2 separate regions of the Mus musculus genome follow, and region 2 is linked to region 1. A link is a contact called in ENCODE Hi-C data. All regions are on one chromosome and are shown on one strand. The core of a region is the stretch at or near the end of the contact, and the rest is flanking DNA. Distances in the headings are between cores, read along the strand shown. Region 1 holds the start of Slc5a10 (solute carrier family 5 (sodium/glucose cotransporter), member 10). Region 2 holds the start of Taco1os (a long non-coding RNA gene).

Region 1 (7,791 bases), core at 2,778-5,277:
ATAAAAACCAAAAACGCACAAACAAACAAAAAACAAACAAACAAAAAACCCCAGAGTTTTTCAGACTCCAAAGCCCTTTACAGAACTTATAGCAGTTTGTCCCTACACAGGCAACTTGGGGGTCTCTTCCAGCCCAGGCTTATCCCATTGGGCTGGTGGTATTAGACAGGGACCTTGATTGAAGCACATAAAGAGACCTTGGGGGGACATAAAGAGTCCTCAGGGATACAGATCCTGATGAAGTCAGCCTGTGGACAAAGGAGAGGCTAGAAGGTGGGTGAACTCACCGGCCACCAAGCCATGTCCCGGCCCGCCAGGAAGTAGCCGCTCACTGTGTTCTTGTTGGCTCGACAAGCCGACTGCAGAAAAAGAAAAAGGCAGGAAGTGCATTGAATGGAAGATGCTTCTGCCTCTGGCAAATGCCTGACAGTCCCTGTGTACTCTGAGCATTGCAATGCATGTGACCCGCAAAGAGAAAACATGAACACACACACACACACACACACACACACACACACACACACACACACAGAGAGAGAGAGAGAGAGAGAGAATATTCACAAATAGCATTTTCCAAAATAGCCCAAAGTAGTAACAACTCAAAGTCCAGCAACTGATGAAGAAACAAAACAGGCATATCCACACAATGGAATATTATTCAGCCAGGAAAATATACAGTTAACCTGCCTCCAGTTTATTTCCTGTTTCAGAGTTGGGCTGTATTGCTTTCCTAAGGCAGAATTCCTATTGGTCAAGCAAGAGGGGTTGGTTTTACAGATGGCTAAAAACAAAAACAAACAACAACAACAACAACAACAGCAACAAAAAAGGCAACAAAACCTCTAAGTTGTCAACTCCAGGGTGACTGTCCTTTCAAGGCAGGGCAGGAGCAGGAACCTTGGGATCCTTTACGTTTTTGGTGCAAGGGACAAAGCAGGGGAAACTGTATCTACCATTCAGATGGAAACTGGCCTATTTCACAGGCAGCAGAGCCTCTTCCTTCTGATACTTTGGAGCGTCATGGAAGAAGCTGTTTTCACACTGGGGAAGTGGAACGTCAGTGTGACTGTCTCCACTTTGCTTTTTAGAATTGCTATTGTTATTTTATGTGTGTAGGTGTTTTTTGCCTGTATGTGTGTCTTGCACCATGTTCCTGTCTGGGGCCATCAGAACCCAGAAGATGGTGTCAGGTCCTCTGGAACTGGAGCTGTAGACGGTTGTCATCCACCATGTGGCTGGGAGTTGAACCCAGGTCTCATGGAAGAGCAGCCAGTGCTCTTACCCACTGGGCCTTCTTTCTAGCCCTATGATTGACACCATTTTGACTCAGCCTGGCCTGATAGGACCGAGTGTACTCTAAAACAGTCCTCTTTGTCCCTTGTTTCTTTAACAGGTCCACCTTGCATCAATCCTTCAGCATCAGAATCCCGTACAGTTATCATTACTTGGAACATGTAGTCCAAACTCACCATTCAGATCTGCTGCTGCATCTTCCTGGTCACATGCCTCTCATTTTTTTAATGTGTGTGTGTGTGTGTGTGTGTGTGTGTGTGTGTGTGTGTGTGTGCATGTGCGTGTGTGTAGGTCAGAGGACAAGGCCTGGTGTCAGTTCTCATCTCCCACTTTGTCTGAGACAGGATCTCTTGCTGTTCAGCATTGCACACACCAGTAACTGGCAGGCCTGTGGACTTCTGGAATTCTCCTACTTGCCTCCCATTTCCTTGCCATGGAAGCACTGGTCTCATGGGTACATGGGTTGAACAGGTTCTGTTTTTTGTTGTTTGTTTGTTTTGTTTTGTTTTTGACTCAGAGTTTCTCTGGGTAGCCCTGGATGTCCTGGAACTCACTCTGTAGACCAAGCTGGCCTTGAACTCAAGAGATCTGCCTGCCTCTGTTTCCAGAGTGCTGATCTCAAAGGTGTGCACCACCACTGCCAGGCCGGGTTCTGGGTGTTTGAACCCAGGTCCTCATGTTCTTTACCTACCAAGCTATCTTCCAGCCTGTCCCTAGAAGGCTGCTGAGGGCAACTGCTAGGGGCTGCAGGAGGCTCTGCAGGAGGTGGGCTTTGCTGGCTCAAGGCAAGGCTGGATGAGTTTGATCTCGCCAGAAAGAGACTGCTTTCCCTGCATGCCTCAGCTCACTAGAGTCACATCGACTCTCAGTCAGGAGCAGTTCCTTGTGTCTATAGTTTTCCCCACGGAGCTTAATCATTTCTAGCCTTTGATTCGGAGCAAGAAATTGGCAGCTCTTGTGTTCTCTGGAACACTAACAGGCCATGGTGGGCTACTAATCAGCCTCATTTCAGCCCTGTGTCTCAGGAAATAGGGAGGCCTGACAGGAGGAGAGGCACCAGGAACGTCCCTGCAGTGGACAGAGGGAACACAAGCTCCCTGTCATATATGGACATGGCCTGTCCATATAATTTAGTATATTGATAATATAGAAGGTTACAGATAGTATATTATTGATAAGAAAATTAGAAGTATTATGAGAATTAGTAAAATGTGACAGAGGGTTATAGCATGTGGTTGGTAAATGCCATCAAAGACAGGGCTGTTAAATATCACTTTGTAAAATACACACACACACACACACACAAACACACACACACACACACACACACACACACAGCACTCCACATATACCACATACTACACCACACACACCACTCCACACATACCACACACAAACACACTCATGTACCACACACACTGCACGCACATGCATTCACACCACACACACACACGCGCACACGCACACACCATGGGGTTCAGTGGTTAAGAGCATTGACTGCTCGATCCAAAGATCTGGATTCAATCCCTAGCATCTATGTATTGGCTCACGAGCATCTATAACACCAGTTCCGGAGGATCTGACACTCTTCTGGCCTCTTTGGACATCAAGCAGGTATGCACATGGTGCACAGACATACACGCAGACGCAAGCAACATCCACTCATATGAAAATTAAAATAAAACCAAACCAAAAAAAAAAAAAAAAAGGAGCAGAGCTGGGGTAAGAGGAGAACCTAGCTCTGATGATGGCCATAAGTCGTTTATCTGCCACCACCACCACCACCACTACCACCACCAGCAGCAGCAACAGCAGCAGCATCAACACTATGTCCATATCACTAGCCACTACAGTCCTACTGGTACGACCATTTCTATAGATCCAACGGTGGCAGCAGGGTCCTGTCTTCACCAGGTCTCTTTGGTAGACCTCACCCTGTGAAGTAGGTGCCGTCCCTACCCTACAATACTGAGTGAACATGTCTGCTCTCCCATTCCCCAGGCTCTTGTCTTGGAACAGGACTTATAGGAGGAAAGAAAGGGATAGCGGGTCTCCTACGGAGAACGTCAGGCTTCCAAGGCCGAGGCAGGGAACTGTCCTAAACATGGCCCCGTGAGGTGGATGAGGCTGGATTGCTGCACTGCCTCCCACTTAGGAGCACCCAAAAGATTGGCATTGAAATGACAGCAAGGGGGGCACATTTCCAGTCTGTGGACCCCTGGGTAAGTCCCCTTGGTAATGCAAGCCTGGCCTTCCCAGAGGTTGGGTGTGGGGTAGATGGGACACAGGGGAGGGCCTGACAACTACACAGCAGGTGTCTGCTGTCAGTGGATCTTCTGCTGGCTCGAATAGCCCGTCTGTGTTCTCCAGAGAGAAGCTGAGTTCAGCAGTTACTGAGCAGGGCAGGACGATCAGCAGCTTCCAAGCCCTGAACACCCCCCTCCCCCTTTCTGGATTCTGGGCACAGCTAGGGAATCACCATAATTCTAGTGTTCAGGCAGCAGACCACCAAATAAGACCCATACAGATACCCAGGAATGTGCTGGCCCCAGTTATGCCCGAGAGCCCAGTGGGCCACTGCAGGTTCTTACCCATATGCCCACGGCCACATTCAAGGCAAAATAGACAGAGATGACAATAATGTCCGTGACACTCAGCTGGGATCCTGGAACATGGGCATCCCCAGTGGAATTGCCAGCCATCCTGCAGCAAGCGCCGTGCCGAGCCCAGGGACTGAGGAGAAGTGAGGTGATGAAGGGCTTTCTGAACGGAATTAATTGATCATTAAACCAAGTGAGAAATGACATCTGCAGCCCACAGTGTGGCCTCGTGCCTGGGGAATGCTTCAAAGCACAGATAGGTCTCCTTTTGCTCTGCAGGGGTAGGTGAATCCCAGAGGGCAGGGACTCGGGTACTCTGGGAGGAGTGCAGGCAGAGGAAAGGAACCTTCTTAAACTCTGAGTGGGTTGGAAAAGGAAGGGCACAGCTCTGAGTGAGATGCCAATGCCCCATTTAGCGTCACCTAGACTTCGTTTACTTGAGCGTGGAGCAGTAGAATGGCTGCCTTACCTCTAAAGACATCTCCCTGAGGGACAGGCTTGCTTCTGGAGTCAGCAGGCTGATCTAAACTCAAGATGGTGGCTCCTGGCAATGCCAGGAGAGTCCCTATGCCAGGCCCTAAGTCCTGTCGCCATTATCTCTACTGTTCTAGAAAGCAAGACAGACCTGACCCTACCACTCGGCCATCCATTTACCCAGCCTGGGTCAGTACCTGTCAAATACCAAGGACTTCTTCCCATCCTGTAGCTACTCCTATGTCACAAGCAAACTCACCACACAGTGTAGGTGATATCTTAGTCTAGTCAAGGAACAGAGGCTGAAGGCTAAGTTGTCTGTCCCCACCCATTCAAGGGTAGAGCTAAGTCCTCTGTAGATGTAGACCTGGCTCTCAGTATGATGGCAGTGGTGGCTCTGGTTTCACTGAAATTCCACCAAGGCCTGCCACCCAGGCACCAGGGACATTAGTGCTCAGCAGCTGCATCATGCTCTGCTCAGTAGCTTGGCTCGTGCTCTGTGGAGTGTTTGGAGTTTAACTTTACACGAAACCCTTCCAAAAGTGTTAATGAGTGAGCATCTGCTCACACGGCATTCAGTCTCACCTAGCCTGCTACTTAGCAACTAAACTACTGAGCAGAGACTAAAGGTCAACTCTTCTGTGTAGGACAAGATCAAGACAGGAAATCTGAGTTTCCACTGAACACAGGATTCAGCAGGCTTAAATGGCTCTGTCTCCACTCTACTGCAAGCTGACCTCAGTGCAAGCGATTGCCTGCAGTATCTGTGACCCAAATACCTACTTTCCCCAATCTGAAAGATCCATAGGGTAACATACAGATTTATTGAGTGTGGTGGTTTGAATAAGAATGCCCCCCCATAGGCTCATATATCCGAATGTTCAGTCACTAAGGAATGGAATTATTTGAAAAGATTAAAAGGATTAGGTGTGGTCTTATCAGGGGAAATATATCGCTGAGATTTCAAAAGCCCATGCTAGGCCCAGTCTCTTCTCCTTCTCCTTTTGGATCAGGATGTAGCTCTCAATTGCTGCTCCAGTGCCATGCTTGCTGCCTTATTCCCTGACATGATGATAATGGTTCTGACCCTCTGAAACTGTAGCAAGCCCCGGTTAAATGTCTTCCTGTAGAAGAGTTGCTTTGGTCAAACAGGGACTAAATCACTGAGTCTGTCTCATCACTATGAGTGGCTGAACCAATAACCATTGGCACCCCTCCTCGGCAGGATGGAAGGTACTGGCAGACAGCCTTGCCTGTCTCTAATCAAAGACAATTTTCAAAAGAAAATGGATTTGCTTGTTCTTCACTGAAGAATTCAAGCACAGGAGAAATGACACCTCTGCCCCTGTGCCCAGCCATACCCACATTTACACACATGAAAAAGGACACAGCCCTTCTGGTCAACTCAGCCCAAGAAAGATGAGGACTTCCCTTCCTTGTTGAGGAGCTATCTGCCTCTCAGTCCATTTTCTGTCACGATAACTGAATACCACAGATGAGGAAGTTTGTGAAGAATAAAGATGCTGCATTGCTCTGGGAACTGGTCAGAGGGACACATATAGAGTGGGCAACCCTAAGACTCCAGAAGCAGGGAAGAGAGGCACGCATCCAAGAGATTATAGCCAGCCTTTGAAAACAGACCCCCCCCTTGAGCTATACAAGCTGTTGACCAGGTAATCTTACCCTAATCACTTCTTAACGTCTCCACCTGACTCTGTAGTTTTAGTTCCCAATAAATGAGGTTTGGGGATGTGTTCAAACTATAGAACCATCCATCCATCCATCCATCCATCCATCCATCCATCCATCCATCCAAAGAGAAATTCCCCTTACTCATGAGAACCACTTTCTGGATGAGTCAGTCATCTGTGTGGGGGTTGGGACCCGAGCAAGACAAATGTGTAACTGGCACAGAGGACTGGTACCCACCAAGCGTGAAATTGACAAACATAACCAGGTCAAAGGCTGTGGCAGGCCAGGAGTGACTTCTGGAACGCACCGCAGAGGGGAGCATATTCACGTGGGAGGGAGGTGACAAGGAAGAGCAGCTCCATTAGAGAGTCCAGACCAGAGAGCAGCTTCTTCTGAGTCATCTCAGAGAGGGGCTGGGAATTTTGACCTTGTTAACCAGGCTCCTTCTCAACAGGGCCTCACCTAACGTGAATGAGGAGGGTGTCCTAGTCAGTTTCCTCCAAGCTGGAAGCAGCTACAGCTTTTGTTAGGGAGACCTCTGAAGGATTTTTCTCTCTTAAGTGTCCTGGGTCTGTGGCACGGGTCTAACTAGTACATGGTGTAGATGAACAAGAAAGAGCTGGATGCCTGGTACTCATGAGTCTCATATGCTCTGAGCGGGGGTAAGCTAAGCACAAGGCCAGACTGTGCTTCATCTGTGGATGTGTTGTTTGTTCCTGCTACTGTTGACTGCCTCTCTGTACCTACAGGGAACAGTCACAGAGCTGAGCAAGACAGAGTGGAGCAGGACTCTAGAAATACCCTCCACGGCCTTCTAGGCAAGGGGATGTGGGCATAATGAGGCCTCCAGGCTGGGGATGTCACATCCAGGGAAAAGGGCAGGTGGCTTCATGCAGTGGAATGGAAGACAGTGGCTGCAGGCTAAAAAGTGAATGGCAGAGCTAGTTAATAAAGGGCAGACAGACAGACAGACAGATAGACAATAGATAGAGGCTTAGGTTAAAGGGGGACACTGAGGTGGACTATCTTTTTGAGTAAGAGATTTTTGTTGTTGTTGTTGTTTTTGTTTTATGAGGCAAGGTTACTCTGTATAGCCCTGGCTGTCCTGGAACTCACTCTGTAGACCAGGCTGGCCTCGAACTCAGAAATCTGCCTGCCTCTGCCTCCCGAGTGCTGGGACTAAAGGCTTGCGCCACCATGCCCGGCTTGAATAAGAGATTTATCAGAAGCATTGCTAATAGCACATTAACACAGGCCAATGGCAGGTGCATGGCAGGAGCTCTGAGGACAGTTCAGACTCACAAGACAGAGCACAGGCTGCTCCTTGGAGGTCTCAGAGGAAGAGGGAGGTTTCATGGAGTCAGGGTGTTTCTGATTCTCTTGTGGGTGGCAGAGGAGAGGAGAGAGGTAGGTATCGAATTGCCAAGAGGGAATGTGTAACTGTGCAGAAACTGAGGAAGAGGGGCACATCTAGTTGAGGTGTGCCCATTGTAGTGAGAGGGATGTGCTGCCTCGTGTAGCTCTTGATGTCCCAAAGCCTGGCAAGCTGAGGTCCGTACACTTCCTTAGGGAAGTGAGACCGGCGGCACCTGTTCTCCTGACATCGCAGCACCTGAGGTATCTGTTAGGGAGTTAGAGCCACAAACAGGCTCTGAAGATAGAGATTGACATTTCCAGAGCAAAAAGGCTGCTGCAGGTGAGCTTGGCCCCAGCAGAAGTCTGGTATGGATTC
Region 2 (7,791 bases), core at 1,390-3,889, about 44 Mb after region 1:
GGAGCTCTTGTCTCTAGCTGCATATGTATCAAAAGATGGCCTAGTTGGCCATCACTGGAAAGAGAGGCCCATTGGACTTGCAAACTTTATATGTCCCAGTACAGGGGAACGCCAGGGCCAAAAAGGGGGAGTGGGTGGGTAGGGGAGTGGGGGGTGGGTGGGTATGGGGACTTTTGGGATAGCATTGGAAATGTAAATGAGGAAAATACCTAATTAAAAAAAAAAGATCTAGCTGGGCAGTTGAGTTGCAGGTTTTTAATTCCAATGCTTGGGAGGCAAAGACAGATGGATCTTTGTGAGTTCAGGTCAGCCTGGACTACAGAGTGAGTTCCAGGACAGTCAGGACAACACAGAGAAACCCTGTCTTAAAAAAACAAAACAAAAATAGAATTTGAAGGAGTAGAGAGTGTAGAAATGGCTCAGCAGTTAAGAGTACTTGTAAGACACCCACACATATAAAATATAATCATTGAAGATTTTTTTAAATGAGTGTTTGCAGCATGTGTATGCAGTACCTACAGAAGTGGGAGGCGGGTATTGGATCCTCTAGGACTGGAGTTACAGAGGCTGTGAGGCTCCTACCCGATGTCTCTGCAAGAGCAGCAAGTGCTTTAAATGCTGAGCCATCGCTCCAGCCCCCTGGAGCTGAGTCCTGAAGAATGATTTCACCAGAAGAATGAAGGATGTCCTTCATAATGAAGGAGACTCAAGAGAAACAAAAGAGGCAAAGAATTCGTACTCACTCCCGGTAGCAGTGGCGTGGGCTTTTAGTCTTGGCACTCAGCAGGCAGAGGTGTATGAATCTCTGAGTCGGAAGCCAGTATGCTCTGCACAGTCAGTTCCAGGACAGCCAGGGCTCCACAAAGAAACCCTGTCTCAAAATACAAAACACGGGCTGGAGAGATGGCTCAGCAGTTAAGAGCACTGACTGCTCTTCCAGAGGTCCTGAGTTCAATTTCCAGCACCCACATAGTGGCTCACAACCGTCTGTAATGGGATCTGATGCCCTCTTCTGGAGTGTTTGAAGACAGCTACAGTGTACTTACACATAATAAATAAATCTTAAAAAAAAAAAAAAGAACTCAGGTTGTGCTTGGTGGCTGCCAGCTGCTATTCTGGAACTAGGAAGGAAACACAAGGATAATCTAACAGCTAACATAATGCCCTCCCATAGACATACATGAGAATGAAAGGTAAGTAGATTAATTTTGGACATATCCACTAAGAATATAAAATCTGGGGTCTGGAGAGATGGCTCAGTGGGTAGGAGCACTGACTGCTCTTCCAAAGGTCCTGAGTTCATATCCCAGCAACCACATGGTGGCTCACAACCATCAGTAATGAGATCTGATGCCTTCTGGTGTGTCTGAAGACAGCTACAGTGTACTTATGTATAATAATAAAATAAATCTTTTAAAAAATAATATAAAATCTGTGTCCGTGCCCTTCCCCTCATCCTGCTTATTCAAGGCCATTGTAGAAGGAAACAGAAAGTAAAGAACTTGCCCAAGGTTGCACTACTAAATGGCAGAAACACACTTTGAATTCATCCAGCCTAACTTTAGAGAGCAAGACTTCAAACTGCCTTCACACTGACCTGCTTTTTTAAATGTGTTACGCTCTTGAGACTTAATTCACCCCCCCCCTAGAGAGCTCTTAAAGAGTTTCAAGCAGCTGCTACATTATTTTTTCTTTATTTTTCCATAGTGTCCTTTTTCTCTTGTTTTCTCTGCCAAGAGAACCGATGGTGGAAGGGGCTGGAGAAATAGCTCAGCAGTTAAGGATATTGGTTGCCCTTCCAGAGGACCCAGGTTCAATTTCGATTCTCCATGTGACAGCTCACAACCATCAGTTCCAGGCTATCTTGATGTCAACCTTGGCGGCGGTTTCTTTATCTGTAAAATAAATATCTGAGAACACCAGGCACACATGTAGCGCACAGACATACATGCAGTCAAAACAACCATACACATATATTAAAAATACTTAAACTAATTTTAAAACAACAGATGGAAAACGAAGATAGCAGTTTGACTCAAAGGCTGGCCCGATCTTTTGTCCAGTATGGGTTGGCAAAACAGGCAATGCCATCCTTGTTTACAGAAATGAAATCTAAATCAGAAAGTTTTAAATGACTGGGCAAATCGCTTCTCGTCGGCTGGTGGGGTAGTGGCTTATTTTGTTTGGTTGTTTTTTTTTTTTTTTTTTGTCGTTGTTTGTTTTAATTAAAGTTTTTGCTTTTTTTTTTTTTTTGAGACAAAGTCCTAAGGTTTCCTTCGCCTCTTAAGTGCTGGAATCACAGACATGGCCTGCCACGCCCAGCATTTAGTACTTTTTTGTTTATTGCTTCCTTTTTTTAAACAGGCAACCTTGGCGGCGGTTTCTTTATCTGTAAAATGAACCGACTGAACTACATATTTCTTTTTCAACCAAACAATTCTTATTCTGGACTTGCTCAGTTAGGAAGGAAAGTCAGTCACCTGAATCTCTCCGGGAAGGTGATCTGTCGTTTCCAAGCAACCGGGAGCAAAGAAGGGTTGCGTCACTCCTGGCAGGGGCGGGGTTGGAACGAGTACCGCGAGGCAGCGGAACCAACTTTGCAGAATCCGGGAACGTCTTTTTGCGGCGGACCGGGCAAAGGAAGTGTACTGCACCATTTAGGGTCCCCGCGCCCGGCTCCTTCGCGGTCACTCAAGGCAGTGCAGCGTCAGGAAGAGCCGAACCTCTGAGTTTCTGGAGAGCTGTAGCAGCGGTCTGAACGTCCAGACCGGGTTGTTCCGGGGCCGGACTAGACGGGCTGATTTTAGCTGCTCATCTTTGCACCGCGCAGCCCCTTGTCGAAGCAGATGATGTCTTGGGCTGCCGCCAGCCTGAGAATGACCGCTGTCCCGTGCTTTCGTGTGCGATGCCTCGGGTTCCGCGTGGGTCCTTGGGGCGCCTCCCAGCATGCAAACCCCGGCTGTGGTGCAGCGCCACACAGGACGCTGCATGTCAGCGCGACGGCCTCGGCGGGACACAATAAGTGGTCTAAAGTCCGGCACATCAAGGGCCCCAAGGACATGGAAAGGAGTCGAATCTTCTCTAAACTCACTCTCAGTATCCGCCTGGCGGTTAAAGGTGAGAACCTGGTAGTCCTCACTGCTGGTCACTGAAGCTCTTTAGGTGCCTAAGGCTTCATTTAGGACCGTCCCCCCAACCCCCAGTTGTCATAATTGTCCTACTCATAACCCTCAAAGCACTTACTTACACTGGATATACCTGTTTTCCTTTTCAAAGACCTTCAGAGACCCGCCCTTAGATAAAAATGACTTCATCTAAGGGTATAGTTAGAAGGTACTTCATAGAAATACGCCTTAAGAAAGTGTGGCAGCGCGGCCGGCTTGCCCGATTTCCGCGAGTTGGTTCTGTCGGTGCCGGTCGCGGGTTCCCGTGTCGTTCCGGTCTTTTTCCGCTCCCGAACCTTTGTTTTATTTTGCCGGGCGAGGTGGCGCATGCCTTTAATCCCAGCACTCAGGAGGCAGAGGCAGGCGGATTTCTGAGTTCGAGGCCAGCCTGGTCTACAAAGTGAGTTCCAGGACAGCCAGGGCTACACAGAGAAACCCTGTCTCGAAAAACAAAAAACAAAAAACAAACAAACAAAAACAAAAAACAAAAAAAGAAAGTGTGGCAGAAGCCGGAGGCCTCGAACCAGACCAATAATTCATGGCAATGGACATTTGCAAGTGAAGCTGTTTGGACAAAAGAATATCCAGTGTGACACTCCACAACACCGCAGCTTCTGCTTCTACATCAGGGATGGGTTTGGTTTGGTTTTGTTTAGGGGAGGGAGACTGCAAGCGTGGAGAGGATGGATCTGGAGGGATGACAGGATCAGTGTGAGATTGGGGTGCATGATGCGAAATTCACAAAGAATCGATTTAAAAAGTTAAAGATATTTATCAAATAAAATGACTGGAAGAGGGAAAAGGAAAAAATAAAGCATAAAGAGTCAAGTCAGGGCTTGGAGAGATGGCTGGGCGGTTAAAAGCACTTGCTGCTCTTGCAGAGGACCTGGGTTTGTTTCCCAGCACCCATGTGACATCTAACAACTACCTTAAACTTCAGTTCCAAGGTACCCAATGTTCTCTTCTGGCCTCCTCAGGCACTGCATGCATCATGCATGCAAGCACATGAGCAGGTCTTGTAAGGAAGAAAGAGAAAGAAAGTGCCTTTCTTGAAGGGACTAACCATGCGCTCTGCAGCTGCTTCTACTACCACTGAAGGTTGGGACAGGCATGCTGAGACAAGCCATTTCTCGCTTCCTTTTCCCTCATCAGAGCTCCTAAGACATTTCCTTGGAAAGTCAGTTTTGGAACCATGCGTCGCTTCAGTGATTCTCACTTCGGTGTCAGGCTGGTAGAAGTAGAGGGGGGAAAATCCTATGAAAAGTGTGGACCTGGAGTTAGGAAGATGTGAACGATGTATTGGCTAGGTTGATTCAATGCCCTTCAACCCGTGGCTTAACTACTGAATTTTAATTTTCTGTAAAGCAAGGACAATACCCACTTTGAGGTGGCTTGCGGCATGCAAAAGGCAATAAGCTAATGTTAATTTATCCCTACAACTTGTGTCTGATGCTTCTCTTTGCTTCCTTTTCTAAGGAAGTTTTGATTTAACCAACATTATTTTTGACCCAGGAGGGGATACTACAGAGAACATCCTGTATAGTCCCCCTCCCCCAGAGGCTGAACAGAGGCTGAGCCCAGTCCTATGTGAGCACTTCAGGGAGTGCATTAACTCAGACAGTAAGAGCAAGTATCTTAACACTCAACTGTTTCAGCTGACAGAAATGGAGTTTGCTGAAACCCTGCAACATGATAACTATCCCTCAAGACAGACTGAATTAGGAACTTCTTATCCAGGTTGGGTTTCTAGCCCAGGCATAAAGCCCAGTGTTCAGCATGGATGAGGCCTTGAATTCCATCGCCTGTACCCACCAATAAAGAAACTTCTTCCCTAAAATAGTTCTCCTTATTCCAATAGAATCACTAAATCAAGTACTTTCTGTTTGTTTGTTTGTTTGTTTGTTTGTTTATGACAGAGTCTCACTCTTTTTTTTTTTTGTTTGTTTGTTTGTTTGTTTGTTTTGAATCATGGTTTCTCAATGTAGCCCTGGCTGACCTGGAATCTGCCTCTGCCTCCTGAGTGCAGGGTTTGAAGGTGTTCAGCACCATGTCCAGCCAGAATCTCACTCTTAACTGAAACGGACCCAGAACTCATTATGTAGTTCACATGCTGAGCCTCTGGAGTGGTGGGGTTACGGGTGTGCGCCAATATGCTTATCTAGATTAAATACTGTGTGTGTGTGTGTGTGTGTGTGTGTGTGTGTGTGTGTGTTGTGCCAGCCACAGCACACATGGAAATCAGAGGACAACTTTATTTTTGTTTTGTTTTGTTTTCGAGATAGGGTTTCTCTGTGTAGTCCTGGCTGTCAACTCACTTTGTAGACCAGGCTGGCCTCGAACTCAGAAGTCCGCCTGCCTCTGCCTCCCAAGTGCTGGGATTAAAGGCGTGCACCACCACAGCCTGGCAGAGGACAACTTTCTGAAGCTGATTCTCTCCTTCCTCCTATGAGTAGATTGTAGGGATAGACCTTAGGTCACTAGGCTTGCACATTAGGCAATTTTACCACCATCTCTCTGGCTTTTTTATTTTTAATTCAGGGCTCTTTCTAGCCTAGAGTTTACCAAATAGACAGCCTAGCTGGCTAGTGGTCACAGGATCTGTATCTGCCTGCCTGGTTCTGGGATTATAAACTGGTGCTGGCATTTTCTTATATGTGGGATCTAGGGATCAAATTCTGATACTTTTGTCCTCTGCCAGGCTGTGGTGGCACACACCTTTAATCCCAGCACTTGGGAGGCAGAGGCAGGCGGACTTCTGAGTTCGAGGCCAGCCTGGTCTACAAAGTGAGTTGACAGCCAGGACTTTACACACCTCATTATAATGTTAGTATTCTGACAAAGAGTCATTTCTCATTGCTTTGGGGTTGGAGAGGGTGGAAACCACTTGTTTCTCCTATACTGTGGTGAGAGGCTTTTGATCATTCTTCTCTCCTTATCCAGAGGGAGGCCCTAACCCTGAGAACAACAGCAGCCTGGCCAACATCTTAGAGTTGTGTCGCAGCAAGAATATGCCCAAGTCAACCATCGAGTCAGCACTGAAGACAGAGGTGTGTCCTTAGACATTATTCACCACAGCCCCCAGAGAGTATATGTTTGGAAAGCCACCACAGACTCCTTAAATTGTCAGGGGGGAAGGGTAGGAACATGGCTGACAAGTTCAACCCAGAGACCTTTGGGGATTCTCTACCCTTGGCCTTTAGTTAGAGTAGTGGTTCTCAACCTTGCTAACTCTGTGACCCTTTCATACAGTTCCTCACGTGTTGGGGACCCCCCCCCCCAACCATAAACTTATCTCGTTACTACTTTATAACTGTAATTTTGCTACTGGTATGAATTGTCATGTAAATATCTGTATTTTCTGATGTTCTTAGGCAAGCCCTGTGAAAGGGTCATTTGCCCCTGCAAGGGGGTTTAGACCCACAGGTTGAAAACTGGTGGGCTGGAGGCCCATGACCAGGATAGGCTAGGTAGACAGCATGGAGACCTATACAGTGGAGAGCTGCATTAGAGTAGAAAGAACAGGTAAGACTGGGGAAAGCCCTGACATTAGGTTGGAATAGGGATTGTTTTTCTTTTCAAATGTTTATGTCTAAAGAAGGAAAGCCAGTGAAAAGAGAGGTTAAGGGCAATGATGACAGTGGGAGGTGTTGGCCTCCAACACGTCTTTCTCCGGAATAGCTAGGAATTTGACGAGTTAAGAGTATCTTCTTGTTGTTTTAATTTGAAATAGTGTGTGTGTGTGTGTGTGTGTGTGTATGTGTGTGTGTGTGTGTATGTGTGTGTGTGAGTGTGTGTATGTGTGTGTGTATGAGTGTGAGTGTGTGTATGTGTGTGTGTATGAGTGTGAGTGTGTGAGTGTGTGTGTGTATGTGTGAGTGTGTGTGTGTATGTGTGAGTGTGTGTGTGTGTATGTGTGAGTGTGTGTGTGTGAGTGTGTGTGTGTGTGTATGTGTGAGTGTGTGTGTTTGTGTGAGTGTGTGTATGTGAGTGTGTGAGTGTGTGTGTGTGTGTGTGTGTGTTTAGCCCAGGCTAGCATGGAACTCCTGATCCTCCTACCTCAGCCTCACAAAGTGCTGAGCCGATAGAGGCATTTCATCACTCTCCAGAGTCATTGTCATAGAGCTGGCAGTTATTGGGACTTGTTCCAGACCAAGTCCTTTAGTAAAAACACTGCATGCAGGATCTCAGGGACTCCTGCAGGTGACCTAAAGTGGAAACTAAGGCACAGAAAGGTTTGACTTGTTTTAGCTCATGCAAAAAACGACAGACCTCAATCCAAGCGGCCAGACCCCAGAACTCAGTAAGAAACTTGGATTTCATCTGTGAAAATGGATGGGAAGGTCATCAATTGAAAGGCCCTTGGAAGATTCAGGCCAAGGCACTCAGAAAGAGTAGTGGCATGGGCAGGGGATGAAGGTCTAGGGAGTCCAGAGGAAATTGGTAACTAGGTGGGGAGTGTTTGAATTTAGCTACAGAGCTAGGTTCAGTGGCTGCCATGACAAGTCCTACATATGTGGTGTTTCTATAGCAGCATTCAGCAGGGGCATTGAGATTTCCTAAGTAGGTTTCACATGGAGTGGAATATAGGAAGATGAACAAAGATAGGAGTGACCAGGGACTACAGAGA

Evidence for each region. Hi-C counts contacts between places; a loop is a spot of excess contacts on that map.
Region 2: a map of T-helper 1 cell shows a loop between it and region 1 (27-fold over the local background). The contact joins the promoter of Taco1os here to the promoter of Slc5a10 in region 1. A Hi-C loop is called at or near these places in 2 of 37 maps with a recorded cell type or tissue (T-helper 1 cell and T-helper 17 cell).

What each region holds. Positions count from the first base shown.
Region 1 is chr11:61,715,958-61,723,748 of GRCm38, forward strand. It overlaps Slc5a10 (solute carrier family 5 (sodium/glucose cotransporter), member 10), which reads right to left and starts at 4,028. Exons shown (of 15, transcript NM_001382268.1): 1 at 3,885-4,028; 2 at 288-359. The coding sequence starts at 3,995.
Region 2 is chr11:106,063,402-106,071,192 of GRCm38, forward strand. Taco1os (a long non-coding RNA gene) reads right to left here and starts at 2,640. Exons shown (of 3, transcript XR_003949781.1): 1 at 2,481-2,640; 2 at 744-1,895. Taco1 (translational activator of mitochondrially encoded cytochrome c oxidase I) reads left to right here and starts at 2,690. Exons shown (of 5, transcript NM_027346.2): 1 at 2,690-3,117; 2 at 6,105-6,211. The coding sequence starts at 2,847.